Regions from separate parts of the Homo sapiens genome. Here region 2 is linked to region 1. Evidence: read pairs that join two places in POLR2A ChIA-PET (ENCODE). Cell type or tissue: A673. All regions are shown on one strand.

The links. ChIA-PET counts read pairs that join two places held together with the same protein. Peaks named below come from ENCODE experiments on the same cell type or tissue, not always from the same donor. Only the 100,000 strongest peaks of a DNase experiment are listed, where the experiment ranks them.
Region 2: POLR2A ChIA-PET joins it to region 1 with 12 read pairs; 2 of 35 experiments call an interaction of 5 or more read pairs at or near these places.

Annotation. Positions count from the first base shown.
Region 1 is chr13:45,001,792-45,004,291 of GRCh38, reverse strand. All of the region lies in intron 1 of GPALPP1 (GPALPP motifs containing 1), which reads right to left. It also overlaps the pseudogene RN7SL49P. Among named protein-coding and RNA genes, the nearest start is that of GPALPP1, 14 kb to the right of the region's middle. In A673, no CTCF peak of the experiment used is centred here; no DNase peak of the experiment used is centred here.
Region 2 is chr13:45,319,690-45,322,189 of GRCh38, reverse strand. No RefSeq gene overlaps it. Among named protein-coding and RNA genes, the nearest start is that of SNORA31B, 16 kb to the left of the region's middle. In A673, no CTCF peak of the experiment used is centred here; DNase peaks (open chromatin) are centred at 779, 1,129 and 2,059; H3K27ac peaks cover 2,500 bases.

The DNA of each region.
Region 1 (2,500 bases):
GTTGTTTGTCATCACTAGCCACTACTGTTTCAATGAACCCTTCTAGCTGATATTTTTCACTTTCTTTTCTGAAATAAACAGCACTGGCTGTCTATCATTTATTATTCACTTTAATCTCAATTGCTGTTGTTTGTGTACAGTGGTTTTGTCTTTCCAGCTCTAGGAAGGCAGAAATCATGTCTTACACAATCTCTTTCATGAGATTCACAAAAGCTTTGTTAATATCTGAACTTATAAACCCGAACTTATAGATATAGCAATAGCATGTAATTTCCTTGATAATGTGCAGTTTTTGCATTGGTTGGTGCACCTGCCAAAAAAAACAAAAAAACAAACAAACAAACAAAAAAAAACCCCAATGGCTTCATGATTTTTTTTTTTCTTACAGTTTACGGTAGAACCACTACTTAAAAAAAAAAAATCTTTCCTGGCATCCCCATATTTCTTGGTTAGTTTTCTTTTTGAGATGATTTTCCAAGCAGAAATAAAATTAGAGTCACTCTAAGTTTTACTGCTTGCCAACAGAGATACAGGGAAGAGAATGAGGCTGCACTGTAATGGGGATGTTAGGGAGAGTGGTAAGGGTCTTCTAGGTCCACTTATCAGAATGACTTGCTCTCACTTTACATCTCAGCAAAATTACAAATTACTATATGGTGTCACTGCAGTGTCATGATGTCACTGATGATGTCACACAGACACAACTGTCCAGGTTGATCCTAAATAGTGATGCTAAAAGCCTACTATCATAGTTCCCAAGGTTGGATATTTATCAGACTCCCTAAAATCTATGTATTTTTAAAAGATTCATGGGCCCTTTTCTCAGATATTCTAACCCAGTTGGCCTGGAGGAGGGCCTGGAAACATGATTTTCCAAAGAGTATTCTGGGTATGCCATTCATTCAATATTATAGTAATAGTAATATTTGTTACTACAAAAACTTAAGTGTAATAAATAAATAACAAATAACATGGTTTGAGTTCTTAGGTGTTATGAATTGTTTTAAGAGACATACACATTATTCTATTTAATTCTGATAACAATCCTATAAGGGAGATATTATTTCTATTTTACATATGGAGAAACTGAGGCCAAGAATTGTTAAGTGACTTGCCTAACTTCATACAACTAAGTAGTGGGGCTGTGACATGAACCCAGGAGTCTGATTTCAAAGCCTATATCCTTAACCACTATACTAGCCAATACTCAATAGTCAGCAACCATCCATCCAACAACAGTTATTAAGTAAATACTTCTAGAGAAACAAACATTAAAAGAATTAAGATCAATTCAGATAGTGTAAATGCTACTATGAAAATAGGAAAAAGGTGACACTGTATATGTGGGAGGGTAATTTTAAAGACAGTGGTAAGGCAAAAATCTCTCTGAGAAAAAGACATTTGAATGGAGACTTAAATGATGAGATGACAGAGGAACAGCCAGTGCACAACTCCTATGCAGGGAGCAAGCCTGATGTGCTTGAGGAATAAAAAGGCCAGTGTGGCTAAAGAAAAGCAAAATGACGACATCAAGTTGGATGGTATAAAGGGGCCAGACTCTTGCTTTGGAGGCAGACTCTGTGCTTTGAATTCCAGGTTGGCCACTTACTAGCTGTGTGATTTGGATAAGTTACTTAACCTTCCTATTACACTCTTGCTTTGTAAAATGAGGTTAATAATAGTTTCAACCTCACAGGACTGTTGTGAAGATTATATCAGTTAATATATGCAAAACACCTAACAAAGTCTTTGGCATATAGCAAGTGCTCAATAAATGCTAGTACAGGCTACAATAAGGAGTTTGGACTTCTCTTTCCCTTTCCCTTTTCTGTTCCCTTTCCCTAAGAGGCGAGATCTCACTGTGTTGTCCAGGTTGAAGTGCAGTGGCTTTTCACAGGTGCGATCCCACTGCTGATCAGCACCAGAGTTTTCACATGCTTTGTTTCCGACCTGGGCTGGTTCACCCCTCCTTAGGGCAATCTGGTGGTCCTTCACTCCCGGAGGTCACCATACTGATGTTGAACTTAGTGTGGATACCAGAATGCATAGCGCACTACAGCCCAGAACTCCTGGACTCAAGCGATCCTCTTGCCTCAGCTTCCTGAGTACCTGGGACTACAGGCATGCACCACCACATCCAGCAGGAGTTTGGATTTTAATTACAACAGGCAGTCATTGGGAGGTTGTGGGTCAGGACAGACATGATATGAATTACCAAACAAACAAACAAAAAACTGTCAGCTTGTGGACAATAGACAAGAGAGATCAGCAACAGGGGATATGCATTAGAAAGCTGATAAAAAATGGTGTGGGCCAGGTGTGGTGGCTCACGCCTGTAATCCCAGCACTTTGGGAGGCCGAGGTGGGCGGATCACCCGAGGTCAGGAGTTCGGGACCAGCCTGGGCAACATGGTGAAACCCTGTCTCTACTAAAAATACAAAATTAGCTGGGCATGGTGGTGTGCGTCTGTAATCCCAGCTACTCAGGAGGCTGAGGCAG
Region 2 (2,500 bases), 320 kb before region 1:
TAGAAGCATCCAGCACAGAAGAAAGATGAAAGCCAGAGGACTCCGAAAGCCGGCTTAGCCCACCTTCTTCCACCTGCTTTGCTCTAGCCCCACTAGCAGCCAACTGGATGGTGCCCACCTACATTGAGGATGGATCTTCCTCTCCCTTTCCACTGACTCAAATGTCAATCTCCTCTGGCAACACCCTCACAGACACACCCAGAACAATACTTTACCAGCTATCTAGGCATCCCTCAATACAATCAAGCTGCCATCTAATATTAACCATCACACCCACCTTGTTAGCATGTGGGTATGTGTTGAAAGTCTACAGGTTATGTTGAGAAGCTTTGTGAGAAACGAATACATGGAAGCTTCCGGGGGTTAAAGAAAATCAGAATACTGGCTGGGCATGGTGGCTCAGGCCTGTAATCCCAACACTTTGGGAGGCCGAGATGAGCGGATCACTTGAGGCCAAGAGTTCAAGACCAGCCTGTCCAATATGGTGAAACGCCATCTCTACTAAAAATACAAAACTTAGCCAAGTGTGGTGGTAGTCTCAGCTACTCTGAGGCCCGCCTCAGCCTCTCAAAGTGCTAGGATTACAGGCATGAGCCACTGCACCCAGCCTGTCTTTTTGTCTTGAGAATATGTCTGCATTCCTATTTCTTGGTGCATCCTGCACTGTCACCATAGGCCCCGGTGCGTTCTGCCCTGCACATGCACCATGTGTAGTGTAATAGCGAGGCAGCAAGGCACAGAAGGAGGGTGTGTGTTATTACATAACATCATGTAAGCCCAAACCCTGCCACCCAACCCAGATGGGAGTTATTATACAGTGACATTTCCCTGCAGTGTCTTGTAACATTAGACTTCCCTTTTCTTTCCTAGAATTCTTTAAAACACCCTTCCCTTGTATATAAATAACTTCTAAAAATATTGGAAAGTAGCTGTCCTGCCAGGTTATAGCAGGAGGTTAGCATTAGAAGAAAGCTTCAATTCCCCCCCCCCCATTATTTTGTTCTTCATTTATTTAATAGCAGCCTAGACTTTAATCTGAGTATAGTACAAGGTTTGGGGAACACTGCAGGAGTCTGAAATCAATAGTGATGTCATTAAATTGCCACTTTAAATTGGCTTATCCTGGCTGCTGACACCCCTTCCGCTCCCTGGGCAAACTACAACTTTTTAACAGCCAACACTTAGTGTGCTCTCTCTCTCTCTCCATAAACTAACCTAAACTATAAGAGAAAACTCTTGTCTTGCATTATTCTGACTCTAGTCCAGTGCTTTCCAAAGTATCTGTGGTAAAGGACTGGTTTTCTTTTCTTTCTTTATTTCTTTCGAGACAGAGTCTTGTTCTGTCACCCAGGCTGGAGTGCAGTGGCGTGATCTCGGCTCACTACAAACACTGCCTCCTAGGTTCAAGCGATTCTCCTGCCTCAGCCTCCCGAGTAGCTGGGATTACAGGCATGCACCACAACGTCTGGCTAATTTTTGTGTTTTTATGTTTTTAGTAGAGTCGGGGTTTCTCCATGTTGTCCAGGCTGGTCTCAAACTCTTGTCCTCAGTGATCCACCCGATTCGGCCTTCCAAAGTGCTGGGATTACAGGCGTGAGCCACCGCACCCAGTCTCAGGACTGGTTTTCTTTAAATTTGCAATCTGTTTGGACTGATAACTTTCATAAAATATAATAAATATGAATTATTATAAATGTAAGTTGGAAAGAAAAACATGCAAAATACAATTCCAAATAACTTTTTTGTTATTACATTGTATTTTTAGATTCAATAAACAAAATTATTCTATCATATTGCCTGAAAAGCTCCCTTCCTTCCTTCGTTCCTTCCCTCTTTCCTTCTTTCTTTTTTTTTTGAGATGGAGTCTCGCTCTGTTGCCCAGGCTGGAGTGCAGTGGCATGATCTCAGCTGACTGCTGCCTCCTGGGTGCTGGGATTACAGATGTGAGCCACCTCACCCAGTTTCTAAATGTGTGCTCTCAATCTCTGTCCCACACAGTGGACCACATGTTGAGTCACTATGCTTTAGTTGATACTGGCCTGAACATTACATAGTTTTGAGTTCTGAACTTGCAGTCAAATACTTTCACACTTCCCTTTTCAAAACCTTGCAAACTTTTGGCCTTTCTTTCTCCTTTCTCCTTCCTTCCTTCCTTCCTTCCTTCCTTCCTTCCTTCCTTCCTTCCTCCCTTCCTTCCTCCCCTTCCTTCCTCCCCTTCCTCCCCTCCCCTCCTCTCTCTCTCTCTTTCTTTCTTTCTGACAGTCTCGCTCTGTCACCGAGGCTGGAGTGCAGTGGCGCGATCTCAGCTCACTGCAACCTCTGCCTCCAAGGTTCAAGCATGCCTCAGCCTCCTGAGTGGCTGGAATTACAGGTGTGCACCACCACACCCAACTAATTTTTTTTTTTTTTTGAGATGGAGTCTTACTCTGTTGCCCAGGCTGGAGTGCAGTGGTGCGATCTCAGCTCGTTGCAACCTCTGCCTCCCGGGTTCATGCAATTC